Linked DNA regions of Homo sapiens: region 2 is linked to region 1. Evidence: chromatin loops called from intact Hi-C (ENCODE). Cell type or tissue: prostate gland. All regions are shown on one strand. Links, peaks and the distances in the headings refer to the core of each region. The heading gives the core; the rest is flanking DNA. Region 1 has its middle 10 kb from the start of FLNB. Region 2 overlaps SLMAP (sarcolemma associated protein).

What was found. A loop is a pair of places that touch in the nucleus more often than their neighbours do. Peaks named below come from ENCODE experiments on the same cell type or tissue, not always from the same donor. Only the 100,000 strongest peaks of a DNase experiment are listed, where the experiment ranks them.
Region 2: it touches region 1 in a loop (4-fold over the local background); 12 of 110 quality-filtered maps call a loop at or near these places.

Annotation. Positions count from the first base shown.
Region 1 is chr3:57,995,496-58,000,876 of GRCh38, reverse strand. No RefSeq gene overlaps it. Among named protein-coding and RNA genes, the nearest start is that of FLNB, 10 kb to the left of the region's middle. RefSeq lists an enhancer at 2,485-3,060. In prostate gland, for the core only: no CTCF peak of the experiment used is centred there; a DNase peak (open chromatin) is centred at 2,066; H3K27ac peaks cover 2,389 bases.
Region 2 is chr3:57,862,438-57,867,818 of GRCh38, reverse strand. It overlaps SLMAP (sarcolemma associated protein), which reads right to left. Exons shown (of 25, transcript NM_001377540.1): 11 at 3,103-3,271; 12 at 2,962-3,012; 13 at 2,527-2,577. Among named protein-coding and RNA genes, the nearest start is that of SLMAP, 110 kb to the right of the region's middle. In prostate gland, for the core only: a CTCF peak has its summit at 2,775 (motif pointing left); a DNase peak (open chromatin) is centred at 2,787.

The DNA.
Region 1 (5,381 bases), core at 116-5,115:
AGGGCGGGGGCCTTCTCAGTTGTAATTTTACACCAATGTCCACACCCTGCCACCAAGAAAGAGAAGCAAAATATAAAGAAGCATATTTCCTTTGCCTCCACCCTGAGAGGAAGGAGGAGCTGGTTTCTCAACAGCTCCCTAGACAGGTGGGTGTGCTCACCCCCCAGCCCCAGTCTGGCTGTGAAGGTCCTGAGACCATCTGGGTAGGGTGCTGGGAGGAAGCCCACTCAGGTGGGAAGAAGAGGAGGAGTGCTGAGAGGGCAGGCCTTCCCCACCAGGTAGCAAAAGATAATGGCATTTTGCAGTTCCAGATTCAAAATGGCGCCACCAGCCAGCCTTGACCTGAGATAAGGCAGGGGCTGCTGGCAGGCAGGCTGCTTGAAGAAGGCATGGGAGTCCGGCCGGGGGGCTCATCCTTGCAATCCCAGCCATTCGGGAGGCTGAGGTGGAAGGATTTCTTGAGCGCAGGAGTTGGAGACCAGCCTGGGCAACATAGTGAGACCCTGACTCAAAAAATAAAAAAGAAGGCACAGGCCTTCACTCCAACCCTCCCACTCTTAATCCAGCAGCCAAGGTGGAGATCAGAAGGGGCAGGGCAGAGCAATTTTCATGACAGCAATTCTCTACTGTCTGTTTATTCACACAGTGGGCTAAGTGATTGTATCTATAGTCTCTCCTTTGATCCTCACAGATGTAAGAAATGCCACACTAAGTATCTTAACATGGGTTATCTTTTTTCTTTTCTTTTTTCTTTTTTTTTTTTTTTTTTTTTTTGGAGACAGGGTCTCACTCCGTCACCAAGGCAGATTGCGAAGGTGTCATGGCAGCTCACTGCAGCCTGGACCTCCCAGGCTTAAGCGATCCTTCCACCTCAGCCTTGTGAGTAGCTGGGACCACAGGTGCACATCACCACCACGCCCAAATATTTGTATTTTTTGTAGAGATAGGGGTCTTTCCATGTTGCTCAGGCTGGTCTCAAACTCCTGGACTCAAGTGATCTGCCTGCCTCTGCCTCCCAATGTGTTGGGATTACATACGTGAGCCACCGCATCCTTTTTTAAATCTCAAGAATACTGTGTGTGTTACTGAGTGTGATACAATAGTCCCCCCTTATCTGTGACACACATGTTCTAAGACCTCCAGTGAATGCGTGAGGCTGCCCACAGTGCTGAATCCTATATTTCCCATGCTTTTTCAATCTGATAACTAAGAGGACCATGAGCAGGTGGCGTAGACAGCATGTGTACACACTGGACAAAGGGATGATTCACGTCCCAGGCAGGACAGGGTGGGACAGGGTGAGATTTTATCACGCTACTCAGAACGGTGTGCAATGTAAAACATGAATTCTTTCTGGAATTTTCCATGTTTTTTTTATTGTAGTTAGCTGTAGCAAACTGAAACCATGGAGAGTGAAACTGTGGACAAAGGAGAACTACTGTACTAACATTATCATCCCTGTAGCACAAGTTGGGAAACTGAGGCTCAAAGAGAAAGTCCCCTATGCAAGCTCCTGTGGGTATTAAGTGTCAGAATCTGAATTTGAACCCTAGTCTAACCGACTCTAGAAGCCAGCTCTGCATCTTGGAGATCTCTTCAATCCTTCAGAACACACAGCCCTAACTGCCCAAAGCACAGCTTACCTTTCTGTGGTAAGAGAATGAAGGCGGCAGCCACCCTTCACTCCACATCTGCGTGTTGTTCCTCAGCAGAGGTGGGGAATCAGGGCCTGCTAAGGGCCTCAACTTCCTCCCACTGGCCCTTCCCAGCCCAAGGTGGAACCCATGGCCAGAGCATGCCTCACACCCCACCTTAGTCTCACTAGAATCTCACATGTGCAATTTGCAAATGAGTGGGCTGTCTTCCTCCACCCAGTCTGACTTTCACTTCTTTAGAAGATTTTTGTGTGACTCTGTTTTATTTTGTTTTAACTGCAGACAAATGCCACAGAGCACTTTTCTGCTAAAGAAAACTGTCTAGCTACTGCTCACCTGGCAAAGCCAGTCTGCCTTCCAACTGGAACAGAGCTTCCCCTTTGCGAATGGCTTTACGCTGACAAAGCCCTTTTCTGTCCTTATCTCATCTACTCCTCCGCCAGCCAGAGTTAGCAGTATTATTCTCAGAGCGCCCGAGAACAGAGTGTTTATTCTTATCCCTATTATCTAAAAGAGTGGAGGCGTTTATGATCACTCATTGAATTGCTATGGAGTGGGGAGAGCTCGGAAAGGTGAAGTGACTTGCTCAAGGTCACACAGTGACAGCATCAGAACTCAACTTTTGCTTTTCTTTCTTTCTTTCTTCCTTTTCTTTCTCTCTTTCTTTCTTTGTCTCTTTCTTTCTTTTTCGTTCTTTTCCTTTCTCTTTTCTTTTCTTTCTCTTTCTCTTTCCTTCCTTTTCTTTCTCTTTTCTTTCTCTCTTTCTCTTTCTTTCTTTTCTTTCTTTCTCCTTCTTTTCTTTCTTCTTTCTTCCTCTTTCTTTCTTTCCTTTTTTTGTTGACAGGGTCTCTGTCACCCAGGTTGGAGTGCAGTGGTACGATCTTGGCTCACTGCAACCTCCACCTCGCAGGTCCAAGCAATTATCCTGCCTCAGCCTCCCAAGTAGCTGGGATTACAGGCACCCACCATCACACCTGGCTAATTTTTGTATTTTCAGTAGAGACAGGGTTTCATCATGTTGGCCAGGCTTGTCTGGAACTCCTGGCCTCAAGTGATCCACCCGCCTCGGCCTCCCAAAGTGCTGGGATTATAGGCATGAGCCACCACGCCCAGCCACCCTTTTGCTTTCTAACTCCAAAACCTATTCTGTAGCACTCCAGAATGTATCTTCAAGGAAGTTTATTGCAGCACTTTTTACAGCAAGCTAAATATCCCTCACTAGTGGACTGATAACATGTGGTCCCACTAGGGCCGGGCGAGGTGACTCACACCTGTAATCCCCGCACTTTGGGAGGCTGAGGTAGGCGGATCACTTGAGGTCAGGAGCTCAAGACCAGCCTGGCCAACATGGTGAAACCCGCCTCTACTAAAAATACAAAAATTAGCTGAGCATGATGGCAGATGCCTGTAATCCCAGCTGTTCGGGAGGCTGAGACAGGAGAATTGCTTGAATCTGGGGCAGAGGTTGCACTGAGCCAAGATAGCACCACTGTACTCCAGCCTGGGTGACAGAGCAAGACTCTGTCTCAAAAAAAAAAAATGTGGTCCCACTAGCAGCCTGGACGTCACCTGGGAGTGTGCAGAATCTCAGGTGCCACCCAGACCCACTGAATCAGGGGCTGCAGTTTAACAAGACCCCTAAGGTGATCCATGTGCTCATTCAAGTTTGAAAGGAGCTGCATTACAGTACATCCATCAGATGGGCTACTTTGGCACTTTTAAAATAATTTTTTTTTTTTTTTTTTTTTAGAGATGGGGTCTTATTATGTCACCTAGGCTGGTCTCCAACTCCTGGGTTCAAGTGATCCTCCCACCTTGGTCTCCCAAAGTGCTGAGATTACAGGGATGAACCACTGCACTCAGCTGTACTTCTTAAAAGAATGTAATGGATCTATATAGGCTTATCTGAATATTTATTGTAAAGCAGGAGGAGGGGAGAAGCAAGTTACAGACCAGCATGAATTTGTATGATTTAATTTGTGTGCACATTTTAGAAACAAAAATAGCAGTTGGGTGCAGTGGCTCACAACTGTAATCCCAGCACTTTGGGAGGCAGAGGTGGGCAGATTGTTTGAGCTCAGGAGTTCGAGGCCAGCCTGGACAATATAGCAAAATCCCATCTCTACAAAAAGTACAGGGCATGGTGGTGTGCACTTGTAGCCCCTGCTACTCAGGAGGCTGAGGTGGGAAGATGGCTTGAGCATAGGACGTGGAGATTGCAGTGAGCTGAGATGAAACCACTGCATTCCAGACTGGGTGACAGAGCCAGATCCTGTCTCAGAAAAATTAAAAGTAAAGTTAAAACAATTTAAAAAGCACTAACAGCCAAGTGTGGTGGCTCACACCTATAATCCAGTGCTTTGGGAGGCTGAGGCAGGAGGATTGTTTCAGCCCAGGAGTTTGAGACCAGCCTGGGCAACATAGCAAGACCCCCATCTCTACAACTACTTGGAAGGCTGAGAGGCTGAGGTAGGAGGATCACTGGAGCCCAGAAGTTTAAGACCAGCATGGGCAACATAGTGAGATTCTGTCTGTAAATAAAAAAAAAAAAAAAGCACTAATATATGTTAATGTATGGATTAATGTATGTTAATGTATGTATGGATTAAGTTGCTCATCAGCCGGGCAGCCTCCCAGGGAACCAGTCTAGGAGGGGAGCCAAAACAGGACTGAAAGAAATGGAAACACGGTGCCAGGTAACTCAGGTTTCCACATGAGGTGGACCTGTAACCCCCGGTGATCAGAGGTATATAGCACCCACTGGGGGAAACGAAAACACCCTCCTCCCCAGCACTAGAGTCCAGCTACAGATTCTCTCAGGACTTGTCAGGTCACGTCAGTTTAGTCTTTGGTCCAGGCTGCATGCTGCGCCCAAGACCTAGTGATTTGTTAGCGCAGCTCCTGATCCTATTCCCTTTAGGACAGCTCCGCCGGGTGCTGTGGCTCATGCCTGTAATCCTAGCACTTTGGGAGGCCGAGGAAGGTGGATCACCTGAGGTTGGGAGTTCAAGACCAGCCTGACCAACATGGAGAAACCCTGTCTCTACTAATAATACAAAATTAGCTGGGTGTGGTGGCATGCCTGTAATCCCAGCTACTCGGGAGGCTGAGTCAGGAGAATCGCTTGAACCCAGGAGGCAGAGGTTGCAGTAAACTGAGATCGTGCCATTGCACTCCAGCCTGGGCAACAAGAGTGAAACTCCTTCTCAAAAAAAAAAAAAAAAAAGGCAGCTCCAAAAAGCTGACTGGCTTGGAGAACTACAATTCCAAGACAATTCCAAATAAGTCAAAAGGCCAGCTTACATTCTGTGCCTGTAATAAATCCTTTATTTTGAAAAGAAAGAGGAATGTTATTTTTCATTAACAGAAAATTGGTTTCTCCACATTCTGCCTAAATACATTTTGAAAAACTATCTTACAAATATCAGGTTGAGGGGATGCCAACTTTTTAGGCTGCCCAGGGCACCTATATGTCTCAGTCCAGTTCTGTACATGGATAAGAAAAAAAATAAACCCTGAAAGGATTTATAGCAGTGGGCCAAGGCAATCATGATGAGGTAAAATGATAAGTTTTACTTTTTTTTTTTCAAGACAGTTTCACTCTGTCGCCCAGGCTGGAGTGCAGTGGCTCGATCTTGTCTCACTGCAACCTCCACCTCCCAGGTTCAAGCAATTCTCATGCCTCAGCCTCCCGAGTAACAGGGATTACAGGCACATGCCGCCACA
Region 2 (5,381 bases), core at 113-5,112, 130 kb after region 1:
TATTAATTTTAACATCTTCAGATATTTAAAAATATTCTCTTACAACTATATTTGGCTCTCTACTATTTAAAGAATAATTTAGTTAAAATTATATAATATGGGTATGGACATTGGTAATACTGGGATACTTGAAAATTGGTTCATTATTATAAGTGATTTGGAATGGAATTAAGTGACGCATCTTATTCCAAAGTCCACCCTTAACTAAGTTTTCGTGTACATCTAGAAATTTATTGCTTAGTTTCTTTTAAAATATTCTATTAGTCACTATCATACCGTAACTCAATATATCACCACCAAAAAAGCAAGCACACAAATAAGGAAAAAATAATTATGGCAAGGAGTTACCTTTAAGTATCTAAAATATTTATTCTTAAAATCAAGGAGTCTTTAACAATTATATTAATACAATATGAAAACAGTCTACTATTATTTTCATCTGAACCAACTGGAACTGGAAAAAAATGAATCAGTAATTTTACAACTCTAAATAGTATAAAGATGGTTCCATGTACATAAAACGATTCTCTTAACTGAAGGAATGAATAGCAGGTTCCCAGCTTGGGTTAATACTAACATTATTAATATAAAATCAAGAGGGTGATGACTGATTGACTGTTTTGTTTTGTTTTGTTTTTTGAGACAAGAGTCTCACTCTGTTGCCCAGGTTGGGGTGCAGTGGCACGATCTGGGCTCATTGCAACCTCTGCCTCCCAGGTTCAAGTGATCCTCCTGCCTCAGCCTCCTAGAGTAGCTGGGATTACAGTAGCGTGCCACCACGCCCAGCTAATTTTTGTATTTTTTGTAGAGACAGGGTTTCACAAAGTTGTCCAGACCTTGGTGGTCTTCAACTACTGACCTCAAGTGATCCACCCGCCTTGGCCTCCCAAAGTGCTGGGATTACAGGTGTGAGCCACTGCCCCGGACATGATTTTTTTTTTTTTGAGACAGGGTCTCACTCCCATCGCCTGCAGTGGCATGATCTCAGTTCACTGCAGCCTCGACCTCCTGGGCTCAAGTGATCCTCCCACCTCAGCCTCCTGAGTAGCTGGGATTACAGGTGTGTGGCCACCATGCGTGGCTAATTTTTGTATTTTTTGTAGAGATAAAGTTTCACCATGATGCTCAGGCTGGTCTGAAACTCCTGAGCTCAAGCGATCTGCTTGATCGCAATGAATATAAACTACACCTTTAAAAATTCTCAAATTTAAATTCCATCAAATTGGAATTTTAAAAAGTCAATGCATTTTACAAAACATACGTAGAATAGTCAAACAGCAATGATTAATGAACATTTTTCTTGAGAGTTTCAAAATTCATTACATATGCAAATAAGGTTTTGACCTTGCAGCTAACATACACACAATTACCTGAGCCTATACTGCCAGCTCTTGATTAAAACCTGACCAAACAAAACCAAACCAAAAAAGAACCAAAAAACCCACCTCCTAACTCTACCAGTTTGATTGCTGCCCAAGAACTATTATGATATCCCTTGATACATGGAAAAAATATTTTGTCTTTTCTTTTCTTTTCTTTTCTTTTTTAAAGACAGGGCCTTGCTCGTCACCCAGGCTGGAGTGCAGTGGCACAATTATGGCTCACTGCTGCCTCAACCTCCTGGGCTCAGCTGACCCTCCCACCTCAGCCTCCCACGTAGTTGGGACTACAGGCGCACACCACAATGCCTGGCTAAGGGAAAAAATATTTAATAAGTTCTGGGTATCAACTCTGATATCTTCGACTAACTTCTGTAGAAAACTGAGATGAAAGGCACATAGATTGGTAAACACAGAAAAGAGTTTAATTTCTACTGTACTCCAAGCACCTAGCGCAGGGTCTGGCACATAGTTGGTGCTCAATTAATGTTAGATGGAAGGGGAGAGAAGGAGAATGACTAGGGATCTTCAAGACTGAAGGATAATAGAGGTCACTGGGTAAAAAGTACCCCGTGTAGTGACAGGAAAACCAATAGTGGCTATATGTTTTTGGCAAGAGAGAACCCACGCTGTCCAGAAAGAAGGGTCACAGAACCAACAACTAATAAAAGATTTTTCTGATGGCAGAAAAAACTGACCCTGTTCTCTCTGATCAATGAAACAGATGGATAAACAAAGTAGTTTCTATGATATGTCCAAGGGCTCAATAAGCTGTTAAATAAACTCGAATGTTTTAAATGGGGGTCAAGTATCACTGGAGGCAGAACTTGATGAAACAAAATGGTAGTACAGCTCTTCGAAAAACAGAGTGGGGAAAAAGATCTATATTATATATTGCTAAAGGTGAACTTAATAATTTTCTGATTTGAGTAATTGAAATTTCCATATAACAAGGGATATCTAAGAATTGATCACAGCATCAACTCTTACAAAATAAAGGAAAGCTTGATTTTTAAATGATGGGGTTCAATGATCTGTGAGAGCATGCTTTTCATTCCAAACACTTAAAACCCTGAACTCCTTATCCTGCTTAAATACTAAAATGATATCATAAAAAGTATATATATATTTAAGTTTTTTACACTACCTTTTTCTGTGCTCCCATTTATTTTAGGTAAGAAGTCATCAACTTGTATCCCTAGGATTAAGACAGTATATCATTGCCTGATCAAAGAAGTATTACTTTAAATGTGGTCTCAAGTGTAACCATGGCATTCTGCATTCCTAAGATTAAGATTGTATAGAACACTTTAAAAGGGATCCTGCTGTTCATGTACTTTTCTTATTTAAATATCCCGAGGTAGAAGATCTCAGAGCAGAAATTTCACTCATCTCAAGGAAAACAATGGTGCCCACTGGTGGCAATCAAGCATATTTTTAAAGAAAATTTTCTAAAAGAATATAGATACTTTATACCTAATACATAAAACATCCCTTAAAAAATGCAGTGTGAGACAGTAAACAAGGTCAAAAGTTTAAGGATAAAATTCAGGTTTAAGTAAGAAATATGGATGCCACCTACCCAAGCTGCTGCATTCTTTAAGAGTTTTCTCCTGAAGATGTTCTAACCGTACTGTAAATAAAAGTCCAAAAAAAAAAAAGATATTTCACAGATAACAAGAAAAAAAATAAAATAAAATCAATTTCTGGATTAGCTACTTACCTTGTAAAGCTGTTAGCCTTTCATTGGTGAAATCATTATCAGCTTGCAAAGCTTCTATTTTTGCCTGGAGCTCCTGTTCTTTTTCTTCCATTTCATCTATTTTATGTTGTAATTCTTTTTTCTCAGCCTGTCCCTTCTGTTGGATTTCCTCTTGTTTTCCCTCTGCTACCTAGAAAAATAAGAAAATTCAGTTATTTAACAAACCTAACTCTGTTTTAAGAGCGAGCCCCAGGAATGCCTTTATTCACTTAAACTTCTAAGAAAAGTTTGTTCTGTAGAAAAGAAATGTTCTACAGAACATTATCTGTAAACCTGACATTTCTTTCTTTCTTTTTTTTTTTGAGATGGAGTTTCACTCTTGTTGCCTAGGCAACCTCCGCCTCCCGGGTTCGAGTGATTCTCCTGCCTCAGCCTCCCAAGTAGCTGGGATTACAGGCATGCGCCACCATACCCAGCTAATTTTGTATTTTTAGAAGAGACGGGGTTTCTCCATGTTGGTCAGGCTGGTCTCGAACGCCTGACCTCAGATGATCAGCCCACCTTGGCCTCCCAAAGTGCTGGGATTACAGGCATGAGCCACTGCGCCCGGCTAACCTGACATTTCTAAACCAGTAAAGATGATAAAGACAAAGGCTTGATGTCAAAAATTATCTGCATTGGGTTATTCCTCCATAACACCCAGGAGAGAGAAACTTGGAGGAAGCAAGTAGGCTCAGTACACACAGAGGTAAAGGGTCAATGTGGAAAAAAAAATCGTATTTTTAAAGAGGGAAGTAAGATTTTTCCCTAAAATTACTATCATTTCAATTTTGAAGTTCTATCATGTTAACATTCTGAAATTTTAAACAAAATTATTTAGTAACGAGATGACAGTACAATCACTATTCAAAAAGACCTCTCTGCCTATAGTTTGGATGTTCGTCCCCCAAGCCTCAATGTTGAAATTTGATCCTCAGTGTTGGAGATGGGGTCTAATGAGAGGTGTTTGGGTTATGGGAGCAGATCCCTCATGAATGGCTTGGTGCTGTCCTCATGGTAATGAGTGAATTCTCACTCTATTAGTCCTATGAAAGCTGGTTTTTAAAAAGAGCCTGGCACCTCTCCCAGACCCTCTCTCACCATGGAACACGTACCAGCTCCACTTTGCTTTCTGCCATCAGTGGAAGCAGCCTGAAGCTTCAGCCTGCAGAACTGTGAGCCAAATAAACCTCTTATCTTTATAAATTACCCAGGCTCAGCTATTCCTTTATAGCAACAAAAATGGACAATGACAATCTCCTTTTAACAAGACCAACTTTGAAAACTATCATAGGTTAACCAACGGAGGTATGCTCTGGTCTTCTCTAACAAACACATATCTTCTAGGCACTCAATCCATAGTTTGAATTAAACCAAGATGGACCTTCACAAACAGTTATAAGATTTTTTTTTTCCTCAGTTATAAGATTCTAAAGGACCAACTAGACATTACCCTATCATTACCCTATGATCTGATCTGTCCTTATCCTAGATGTCTCATAGATAGAGGGAATGGCAGCTAAAGCAGAGTTAACAGCATCCCTGAAAGCTAAAAGGGAGATCATTCCCAGATTCTCTCTGGGCTTGTTCCAGCACAGCACTAAATAGCTGGGCCCTGCCTTTTAGATGGCCTAATGATAAGCAGTTTTAGGTTTTAAAACATCTGAATATCATGGGTTTTGCTGATTCTCATCTACTTCCTGTTATATATTTTAGAAATGTCTATTGTGAAGCACTGACTACATATTCATCCAGAGGAACTATGTCAGCATTTACAGGCTTTCAATTATCTATAGTAATGGAGGTTGGGCTAAATGGAATACAGACACCTTATTTTCACTATAAATTTCAACTGTTACCAAATTTTTACATCAATAACTATTCAGCAATACCTAAAATCTTTTTTTATAGAAATCTTATTTAATATGTAGTACCACCTACATCCTGCTTTCATACTTTCAGCATAATTTAACACATTCAAGGAGACTATGCAAATCAATTCAAAATATCTATCTATACCAGTGGTTTTCAAACTGAATTTTTTTTTTTTTTTTTTTTTTGTGAGACGAAGTCTTGCTCTGTCGCCAGGCTGGAGTGCAGTGGTGCAATCTTGGCTCACTGCAACCTCTGCCTCCTGGGTTCAAGTGATTCTTCTGCCTTAGACTCCCAAGGAGCTGGGACTACAGGCATGTGTCACCACGCCCAGCTAATTTTTGTATTTTTAGTAGAGACGGGGTTTCACCATGTTGGCCAGGATGGTC